2 separate regions of the Homo sapiens genome follow, and region 1 is linked to region 2. Evidence: read pairs that join two places in POLR2A ChIA-PET (ENCODE). Cell type or tissue: Panc1. All regions are shown on one strand. Each heading gives the region's core, and the rest is flanking DNA. Links, peaks and the distances in the headings are about the cores only. Region 1 overlaps MOB3A (MOB kinase activator 3A). Region 2 holds the start of LOC101928572 (a long non-coding RNA gene).

What was found. Peaks named below come from ENCODE experiments on the same cell type or tissue, not always from the same donor. Only the 100,000 strongest peaks of a DNase experiment are listed, where the experiment ranks them.
Region 1: POLR2A ChIA-PET joins it to region 2 with 14 read pairs; 3 of 35 experiments call an interaction of 5 or more read pairs at or near these places.

What each region holds. Positions count from the first base shown.
Region 1 is chr19:2,082,233-2,087,597 of GRCh38, forward strand. MOB3A (MOB kinase activator 3A) reads right to left here. Exons shown (of 5, transcript NM_130807.3): 2 at 2,943-3,096. Among named protein-coding and RNA genes, the nearest start is that of MOB3A, 11 kb to the right of the region's middle. RefSeq lists enhancers at 298-367, 1,528-1,597, 3,058-3,157, 3,100-3,825, 4,718-4,957. In Panc1, for the core only: no CTCF peak of the experiment used is centred there; no DNase peak of the experiment used is centred there.
Region 2 is chr19:2,297,777-2,303,141 of GRCh38, forward strand. The region is part of intron 1 of LINGO3 (leucine rich repeat and Ig domain containing 3); the gene reads right to left. It overlaps LOC101928572 (a long non-coding RNA gene), which reads left to right and starts at 4,356. Exons shown (of 2, transcript XR_007067088.1): 1 at 4,356-5,365. RefSeq lists a silencer at 4,687-4,776. In Panc1, for the core only: no CTCF peak of the experiment used is centred there; no DNase peak of the experiment used is centred there.

The sequences.
Region 1 (5,365 bases), core at 149-5,148, 220 kb before region 2:
AACCAGGCCTCTAACCCCTGGCTCTGTGGACATCGGGGTTGGATCGTTCTCTGGGGTGGGGCCGTCAGGGGCACTGCAAGGTGCTGAGCGGCATCCCTGGCCGCCGCCCCTCCCTGCCAGGAGCTCCCCCAAGTTATGACAACCACAGATGTGCCCAGACATCACCCAGTGTCCCTTTGGGTTAAGATTAGATCGCCCTGGGTGAGATCGTGGCTCAGATGATTATGACTGATTCTACAGCAGTGTCTCACGCCACAGAGCTAGTGGGTGGATCGGCTGGGGCTCGAACCCTGGACTCTGTGGGTGGATCGGCCGGGTCTCGAACCCTGGACTCTGTGGGTGAAGCCACCGCTCTTTCTGCCCCACAACTCCCTAAATTCAGCAACTCTCAGGGATGCAGGCAGCCGTCTGATCACAAGCCTAGTGACACACGCTTCCCGGGCCAGCGCTGCTCCACCACGGGGCCCCTCCACTGCCTAGCAGAGCCACGTGGATGCTCCAAGTCCAGGGACTGCTGACCCATCTTGGTTTTGCTCGGCGGGGCACAACCCCAGGGTCACCACACAGGTCCCCCCGCTTGCTTCTCTTCCATTTTTAGAGACAGGTTCTCGCTCTGCTGCTCAGGCTAGAGTGCAGTGGCAGGATCATGGCTCACACTTCAGCCTCGACCTCCTAGCTCAAGGGATCCTCCTGCCTCAGCCTCCTGAGTAGCTGGGACCACGGGCACTCACTGCCATAATTTTTTATAATTTTTTCACCACCAGTTAATTTTTTGTTGTTGTTGTTGTATTTTTTGTAGAGACGGGAGCTCACTATGTTGCCTAGGCTGGTCTTGAACTCCTGGACTCAAGCGATCCATCCGCCTTAGCCTCTCAAGGGGCTGAGATCACTGGCGTGAGCCACTGTGCCTGGCCACCCCTGCCTGCTTCCCAAGGAAGGAGTAATCCCGCAGCCCAGCCTCAGACCCTCCCTGGGAAGCCCCTGATTCAAAGAGGCCACCTCTGTGCTTATGGTATCCCCCGGGGCCGGGGAGCCCGGGACGCATCCACGCTGTGGCTGAGCAGGTGGGAGCTGTTGGGGGGGACCTGAGGCCCTTCGCCAGTGACAGCTCAGCACCCCAGAGCCCTGCACCTGCCCCAGTGATGAGCTCTGCAAGCCACACCTGCCCTCAGGCCACACCACCTGCAGCACAAGATCAATAAATCCCCTCAGGAGAAGGGAAAATGCCGGCCACCTCCAGGCCATGGTCCGCCTGGCACTGAGCGAGATGCTCCTCCACGCTGGGAATCAATCACCTCAGTCCCCACATGCCTGTCTAGATGGGGCGAGTGCAGGCCCCACTTTACCAAAGAGGAAACCGTGCAGGCGAGCAGATCCCCATCCACCCAGCCAGGCCCACTCACCTCCCTCCTCCCCGTTTCCGCTTCACATCTGGGCCGACTCACAGCCAACTTTCCAACTCCAACAGAAATCACAGCACAGAGCAAAACCCAACCTGCCACAGCCTGGTGCTGCCGTTTGTTGATTTCAGGGCCTCCCATGCCAATTTGGGGGCTTAGCTTCCAACCGTGCCACCTGGTTGGGCAGGCGGGGCCTTCCAGCAGTGGTATTGCAGCCCTGGGCTGACTGCAGCCATGGGAGGAGACCCCCTACCTGGGCTGAGCCTCAGGGAGAAAGCGGCTGTTCCCACAGGCCCCCGCTTGTCTTTTTAAAACTTTTTGTAGAGATAGGGTCTCACTACATTGCCCAGGCTGGTCTTGAACTCCTGGTCTCAAGTGATCCTCCTACGTCAGCTTCCCAAAGTGCTGGGATTACAGGCGTGAGCCACCGTGCCTGGCTGAGGCTTATCTTTGTCTATATCCTTTTAAGCTTGTCTACCAGACTCACACCAAGACAGTTCCAGAAAACAAGACAGGGCAGCCCGAGGAGCTTGTAAACTTCCTCTTGGCATGTCTGTCTCCTTTCAGAAGGTGAGGGGTGCCAGGCGAGGTGGCTCATGCCTGTAATCCCTGCACTTTGGGAGGCCGAGGTGGGTGGATCACTTGAGGTCAGGAGTTCGAGACCAGCCTGGCCAACATGGTGAAACCCTATCTCCACTAAAAATACAAAAAACTAGCCGGGTGTGGTGGCATGTGCCTATAATCCCAGCTACTCAGGAGGCTGAGGCAGGAGAATCGCTTGAACCCAGGGAGGCGGAGGCTACAGTGAGCTGAGATCACGCCACTGCACTCCAGCCCTGGTGACAGAGTGAGACTCCGTCACAAAAAGAAAAAGGTGCAGGATTTTCAGTGGAAGTTAACATCTTCTGAAGAACCTTGTGGACTGGCAGAGTTCCCGTCACAGCAGACGGTTTTTTTTTTCCTTTTTATTTTTTTTGAGACAGGATCTTACTCTGTCGCCCAGGCTGGAGTGCAGTGGCATGATCTTGGCTCACTGCAAACTCTGCCTCCCAGGTTCAAGCAATTCTCCTGTCTCAGCCTCCTGAGTAGCTGGGACTACAGGCGCCCGCCACCACACCCAGCTAATTTTTGTACTTTTAGTAGAGATGGCGTTTCACCATGCTGGCCAGGCTGGTCTCAAACTCTTTACCTCGTGATCTGCCCGCTTTGCCCTCCCAAAGTGCTGGGATTACAGGCGTGAGCCACCGTGCCCGGCCTAGTTTTTTTTTTATTTAGAGACAGGGGTTTCACCATGTTGCCTAGGCTGCTCTCCAATTCCTGGCCTCACGCAATCCTCCCACCTCAGCCTCCCAAAGTGCTGGGATTACAGACGTGAGCCACCATGTCCGGCCCGAGCAAAGCGTTTTCTATCAGGAACAAACACAGGCTCCTTGGCGGAGGGGTGATTGGCCACAGAAAGGGGTCTTTTCCAAAGAAAGGCCGGGGTGGCCTCGGGACCCTGACTCCCGCCCTCGTTGTCCCCTGAGGCCGGGGGCAGGTTACCGTGTCTGGGGCTCCCTCCGCTCTGCTCTTCTCGGATTCCTCCAGGAACAGTGGAGAAGACAAGGCAGGAATCAGCTCTCAGAATTCCACACCAAGGCCTTCTGGGCTCCCCCGGTCTTCCCACGGACGAGACACAAGTGACCCTTGGAAACTTCTAGAGAAATGAAAGGTGAAATGACAAATTCCCCTGCTGCAACACTTTTTTTTTTTTTTTTTTTGAACAACACAGTTTCTCTAAGCAACCAACTGGTATGACCCCTCCCCCACCGAGGTGTAGCAGCTCACGGACCACAGTCACCCACTTCCTTCCGGAGGTTTCCACATCCTGCCACTGCCTCGGGGACCGCTGCCCCAGAGCACGGGAGGCGCCTGAGAGACAAGCCCTGAGTGGAGAAGTCAGTTCCATATGTTCTAGGTCAGTGCACAACACTGGCTCCCGGCCTGGCAGCCCAGCCCTCATACTTGGCTGGAAGATGCTCCCAGCCCAGAATCTGTCCTGCTAAAAAAGGCGCTGGGCGCGGTGGCTCACGCCTGTAATCCCAGCACTCTGGGAGGCCGAGGTGGGCGGATCACAAGATCAGGAGATCAAGACCATCCTGGCTAACTCGGTGAAACTCGTCTCTACTAAAAATACAAAAAAATAGCCGGGCGTAGTGGTGGGCACCTGTAGTCCCAGCTACTTGGGAGGCTGAGGCAGGAGAATGGCCTGAACCCGGGAGGCAGAGCTTGCAGTGAGCGGAGATTGTGCCACTGCACTCCAGCCTGGGCGACAGAGCAAGACTCTGTCTCAAAAAAAAAAAAAAAAAAAAAAAGGCAGCATCCCGGAGCCACCTTCCAAAATCTGAGTATTTATTTATTTTTACTTTCATTTATTTATTTTTTTGAGACGGAGTTTTGCTCTTGTTGCCCAGGCTGGAGTGCAGTGGTACGATCTCAGCTCACTACAACCTCTGTCTCCCAGGTTCAAGCGATTCTCCTGCCTCAGCCTCCCAAGTAACAGGGACTACAGGTGCCCGCTACAACGCCCGACTAATTTTGTATTTTTAGTAGAGGTGGGGTTTCGCCATGTTGGCCAGGCTGGTCTCGAACTCCTGACCTCAAGTGATCTGCCCACCTCGGCCTCCCAAAGTGCTGGGATTACAGGCGTGAACCATAACGCCCAGCCTCTGAGTGTTTATTTTTACTTTTTTATTTTTATTTTTTTGAGGTGAAGTGTTGCTCTGTCACCCAGGCTGGAGTGCAGTGGCGTGATCTCGGCTCACTGCAACCTCTGCCTCCTGGGTTCAAGCGATTCTCCTGGTCAGCCTCCTGTATAGCTGGGATTACAGACACACGCCACCATGCCTGCCTAATTTTTGTATTTTTAGGAGAAACTGTTCCACCATGTTGGCCAGGCTGGTCTCAAACTCCTGACCTCAGGTGATCTGCCCACCTCGGCCTCCCAAAGTGCTGGGATTACAGGCGTGAGCCAGCATGCCTGGCCTGAGGGTTTACTTTTAAACGTTACAACTGCTCCTGGTGCTGGTAGGCCACCCTCACTCCTGCTGGAGGATGGCTGCGTCTTCCCTGATCACCCAGGCGTGCATCCTGTCACTGTTTTGTGCTTTTGTCTGGTTTACATTTTTGTTTTTTTTAGAGACAGGGTCTTGCTCTGTTGCCCAGGCTGGAGTGCAGTAGTGCAATCACAGCTCACTGCAGCCTTGACCTCCCGGGCTCAAGTGATCCTCCCACCTCAGCCTCTTGAGTAGCTGGGACTACAGGCACACAACACCACACCTGTATAATTTTTGTATTTTTGTAGAGATGGGGTCTTGCTATGTTGTCCAGGCTGGTCTTGAGCTTCTGGAGTCAAGCGATCTTCCCACCTCAGCCACCCAAAGTGCAGGGATTACAGGTGTGAGCCACTGTGCCTACTGCATCTCTGACTTCTCTCGTGGGAAAGCAGACAGGCAGGAAGCAAGGCCTGCCCAGGCCCCTCTGGGCCAGGTGCTATCGAGGGCTTAGCATACTGTCCTAATTCTCCTGATAGTCTTTTCTTCTGTTTTTAGATTGACATATGACTCACATCCCACACGTTTTAACCTTTTCAGTTACAGTTCAGGAGTACAGTTACGTGACTCCTGGCACGTTTGGCGTTGCGCAAACACCACCTTTATCTAATTCCAGAACACTTTCCTCACCCCTAAAAGAAGCCCTGGCCAGCTGCAGTGGCTCACGCCTGTAATCCTGGCACTTTGGGAGGCCAAGGCAGGAGGACTGCTTGAGGCCAGGAGCTCAAGACCAGCCTGGGCAACATAGTGAGACCCATCTCTGTACGAAATAGTTAAGAAATTAGCCAGGCATGGTGGATGTGCCTGTATAGTCCCAGCCACTTGGAGGCTGAGGTGGGAGGATTGCTTGAGCCCAGGAGATCAAGGCTGCAG
Region 2 (5,365 bases), core at 236-5,235:
GTATTTTTAGTAGCGATGGGGTTTCACCATGTTAGCCAGGCTGGTCTCAAACTCCTAACCTCAAGTGATCCACCCGCCTCGGCCTCCCAAAGTGCTGGAATTACAGTGTGAGCCACCGCGCCTGGCCTGTTTGTTTTTTGAGACAAGGTCTTGCTCTGTCGCCCAGTCTGGAATGGCAGGATCTCCTGGGAGGCCTTTGCCTTCCAGCTTCAAGCGATTCTCCTGCCTCAGCCTCCTGAGTAGCTGGGACTACAGGCGCCCGCCACCACATCCAGCTTATTTTTGTATTTTTAGTAGAGATGGGGTTTCATCATGTTAGCCAGGCTGGTCTCAAACTCCTGGGCTCAAGTGATCTGCCTGCCTCAGCCTCCTAAAGTGCTGAGATTATAGGTGTGAGCCACTGGGCCTGGTCCATTTTCTAAATTAGAGGTTTCTTTTTAAGTTGGAATTTATTTATTTATTTATTTATTTAGAGACAGGTTCTTGCTCTGTTGCCCAGGTTGGAGTGCAGTGGTGTGATCTCGGCTCACTGCAGCCTCCACCTCCCCAGCTCAAGCGATCCTCCCACCTCAGCCTCTCAAGTAGCTGGGATTATAGGCAAGTGCCAGCACACCTGGTTAATTTTTTCATTTTTTTGTAGAGATAGGGTCTCACTCTATTGCCCAGGCTGGTCTCGAACTCCTGGGCTGAAGTGATCCACCTGCCTTGGCCTCCGAAGGTGCCGGGAACACAGGCATGAGCCACCGTGCTGGGCCAATAATTTTTTTTTTTTTTTTTTTTTTGACATAGAGTCTTGCTCTGTCATCCAGGCTGGAGTGCAGTGGTGTGATCTCAGCTCACTGCAACCTCTGCCTCCTGGGTTCAAGAGATTCTGCTGTCTCAGCCTCCCGAGTAGCTGGGATTACAAGCACGCACCACCAGGTCTGGCTAATTTTTGTATTTTTAGTAGAGATGGGATTTCACCATGTTGGTCAGGCTGGTCTCGAACTCCTGACCTCGTGATCCGCCCACCTCGGCCTCTCAAAGTGCTGGGATTACAGGCGTGAGCCACCGCACCCGGCCCAAGAAATTTTTTTTAAAGCAGTTCCCATAGAGCACAGATAAGGGCAAAATCAGGAAGTTTCCTGGAGAGATGACAGGTCTGGAATCGCTAGGTCACAGTCACACTGATCCAGTGGCAGAAGTGCCTGCGGGAGGCCTCAATTCGGATGCGCTGTGTGACCTCTGTTGAGAAACCTACCCTCTCTGGACCTCGCCTGTCACGGTATAGGTACAAGAGCCCTCCGGGGCACCCTCCAAGCTCTGGCTCTATAATTACTCCTGGGATGAGAGGACAGCTGATCCCTCGCGCCCAGCAGGGGCCACTCAAGCTGTGACCTAGTTTTACAACCCTGACTCCCCCACTCGACGGCCTGGCCCTGTCATTTCCTCTGCAGGGTGCTGCCGGGGAGGCAGGAGGGGGGATCTGGCAGCTGGACTCAGGCTTCTGACATGTCCCCTAAGGGTCTGGTGTTCCCCAACTTGGGAGGAAGAACTGGTTCCTGGAGAGGGGACATGGGAGACTCGATTCTGTGTACACGGCCTGCATCTGCTCACCATGTGCCCTGAATGCATCCGGTTGTCCTCCCTGGTCTCTTATTTTTTATTTTATTTTATTTTTTTTTTGAGATGGAGTCTCGCTCTGTCGCCCAGGCTGGAGTGCAGTGGTGCGATCTCGGCTCACTGCAAGCTCCACCTCCCATGTTCAAGCAATTCTCCTGCCTCAGCCTGCCGAGTAGCTGGGACTGCAGGCGCCCACCACTATGCCCGGCTAATTTTTTTGTATTTTTAGTAGAGACGGGGTTTCACTGTGTTAGCCAGGATGGTCTCGATCTCCTGACCTGGTGATCCGCCCGCCTCTGCCTCCCAAAGTGCTGGGATTACAGGCGTGAGCCACTGTGCCCTGCCTTTTTTTTTTTTTTTTTTGAGACGGAGTCTTGCTGTGACGCCCAGGCTGGAGTGCAGTGGTGCGATCTCGGCTCACTGCAAGCTTCGCCCCCTGGGTTCATGCCATTCTCCTGCCTCAGCCTACCAAGTAGCTGGGACTACAGGCGCCCGCCACCACGCCCGGCTAATTTTTTGTATTTTTAGCAGAGATGGGGTTTCACCGTGTTAGCCAGGATGGTCTTACTCTCCTGATCTCGTGATCCACCGGCCTCGGCCTCCCAAAGTGCTGGGATTACCGGGGTGAACCACATGCCTGGCCTCTTTTTTTTTTTTTTTTTTTTTTATTGAGTCGGAGTCTCACTCTGTCACCCAGGCTGAGAGTGCAATGGCGCGATCTCTGCTCACCGCAGCCTTCGCCTCCCGGGTTCAAGGGAGTCTCCTGCCTCAGCCTCCTGAGTAGCTGGGATTAAAGGTGCATGCCACCACACCTGGCTCATTTTTGTAGTTTTAGTAGAGACGGGGTTTCACCTTGTTGGCCAGGCTGGTCTCGAACTCCTGACCTCAGGTGATCCACCTGCCTCAGCCTCCCAAGGTGCTAGGATGACAGGTATGAGCCACTGCGCCCGGCCCCAGGCTGATTCTTTAGGGGCCTCTGTCCCCTCCCTTGTCCTCATGCTGTGGTCCTGGGGGAAGGCGACACTTTCAGGGCTCTCTATCTCCATCCTCATCGGTCCCTCGGACCACCCCCCTCCCAGGAAGCTGCCACCCACCTGGGGCATTACCTCCCATCCTCCCAGGATGGGAACACCATCTGCTCACAGATACCTCCTGATGGTGTGTCCCAGCCACCTGAACTGCAGCCCAGGGACCCAGCCCCATCCCTGACCTCTCCCAGGGCGACCCACAGAACCCCAGCGTAACCCCGGCCACGCGGAGCCAACCCCAGCTCCACCCTTCCTCTCCCACAGGCCAGAGTCCTCCCTCGCTCTGGGCCTCCCGCCACTGCCAGGCCTCCGTCCCCCACCCCGAACTCCCCTCCTTCCAGCCGGGCTCCAGTTCGCCCCCAACATTCAACGCGCTCCTCCTGTTCTGGCATTGGTGTCCCCAGCTGCCAAATGGAACTGGAGTAGGGGGAGGATCAGGCCAGCCCCTGCAAACCGCGGTCTCCCCAGGCTCTGTGAACACTGGGGCCTGGTCGTTCTCTGGGGTGGGGCCGTCCTGGGCACTGCAGGGTGCTGAGAAGCGTCCCTGGCCTCCACCCACTCCATGCCAGGGACACCACAGATGTCCCCAGACTTTACCAAATGTCCCCTGGGAGCAGAATCACCCTGGTTCAGACCCTCTGGGTTAGGGGATTCCACAGACCCCCAAGAGACTCTGCATCCCACAATCCTCAGCCCTGCTGAGGTCCCAGGAGGCTGTGCACGTTGAAATCCACGCCCTGAGTGGGAGGGAGAGAGGAGGTGAATCCCAGGAGCTGGGGACCCCTGGTTTACACCGTCTGCCGGGTCAGGAGTTGATCCTGGTGTCTGGTGTGAGCAGGGGACAGATTTAGTGTTTTTTTTTTTAATTTAAATAATTAATGCAGGTCTCTCTTTCTTGGCCCCATGGACATCTTATGTGGATGACTCTCTGTCTTGGGCACTGCCGGGTGCTGAGAAGCGTCCCTGGCCTCTACCCACTCCAAGCCAGGAGCACCCCCTTCCCAGTCGTGACAGGCACAAATGTCCCTGGACACGGCCCAGAGTCCCCGGCGGGGCAGAACCTCCCTGAGTGGGTCCTTGCTGTAGAGGACGCTGGCACACAGTGCGCCTCCAGTTCATGCCCCAGGAGGAGCCAGGGTGATTCAGCCTGTTTTACACGGGGAGGCGGAGACCCAGAGACGGACGGCGACGTGCTCAGGGCCACACAGCAGAGAGGAAGCAGGTACAAGACGCGACCCCGGGGCTGGGTGCGGTGGCTCACGCGTCATCCCAGCACTTTGGGAGGCCGAGGAGGGCGGATCACAAGTTCAAGAGATGGAGACCATCCTGGTTAACATGGTGAAACCCCGTCTCTACTAAAAAATACAAAAAATTAGCCGGGCATGGTGGCGGGCACCTGTAGTCCCAGCTACTTGGGAGGCTGAGGCAGGAGAATGGCGTGAACCCGGAAGGTGGAGGTTGCAGTGAGCTGAGATCGCGCCACTGCACTCCAGCCTGGGCGACAGAGCGAGACTCCATCTCAAAAAAAAAAAAAAAAAAAAGAGGAAAAGAAAAGAAAATGTACCAGTTGCCCTTCGATGAACTGGAAACACAACAGAGAACAGAGGCCAGAAAGTCCCTGTTCTTTTATTTTTATTTATTTATTTGTGGGTAGTTTTTTTTTTTTTTTTTTTTTGAGACAGTCTCACTCTGTCATCCAGGCTGGAGTGCAATGGTTCAATCTAGGCTCACTGCAACCTCTGCCTCCCGGGTTAAAGCGATTCTCCTGCCTCAGTCTCCTGAGTAGCTGGGATTACAGACATGCGCCACTACGCCCAGCTAATTTTTGGATTTTTAGTAGAGACAGGGTTTTGCCATGTGCCCAGGATGGTCTCGAACTCCTGACCTCAGGTGATCAGCCCGCCCCAGCCTCCCAAAGTGCTGGGATGACAGGCCCTGAGCCACAATGCCCGGCCCCCTGTCCTTAAGGAGCTTACATTCTGGTGCGGGTGACACCGTGAAATCAGTGTACGGGACATCAGCTGGTAATAAACGTCACGGAGGTCAGAACAGCTGTGTCCTCGGGTGACGTCACCTCCTCGGCTCTGCGCCCCGCCGTCCACAGGCGCGAAGCCGGAGCTGGGGTTGGCGACCGAGAACCTTCCTGCCTCCCCTCCCCAGCAAGGGGCACGTCCCACCAGGCCCGGACTGCCCGTCTGCCCCTGCAGGGCCCCTCGCTCTGGTGGCGGGCTCGGTGAGCTCTGCTGCCCGGTCTCGGGAGTCTGGGGGAGCGCGGCGTCGACCCCTGTGGAGGGAGGACTCGTGTTTCAAGGACAGAGCCTCATTACCATGCACGACCAGCCGCAGCTGAGGCCGCAGAGGCCTTTGGCAGGGGGGCCGGGCCGGCGGCAGGGACGGCGTTGGCGGTGGTGGACGGGAGTGGGGGTCTGTCCTGAACAGGTGGGGGTGGTCCCTGTGCTGGCCCCCGCCATGCGATCGCACCCCAGGACTCTCCTCCTCTTCCTAAGCCCCAGCATGTGCCTGGTGCCGCGCGGGTGCTGGAGGCACAGCGGCTTCCACGCAGACGCCCGCAGCACCACAGCCTGTGCACGGCGCATCCACGCCCTGTTACAAATGTTCCATTCAACGCCTTCTAGCACATTCACAGATCGTCCGCCCGCACCTCTAGTTCCAGAACATTCCATCACCCCCAAAAGGAAGCCCCGTCCCCTTCAGCAGTCACTCCCAGCCCCTCC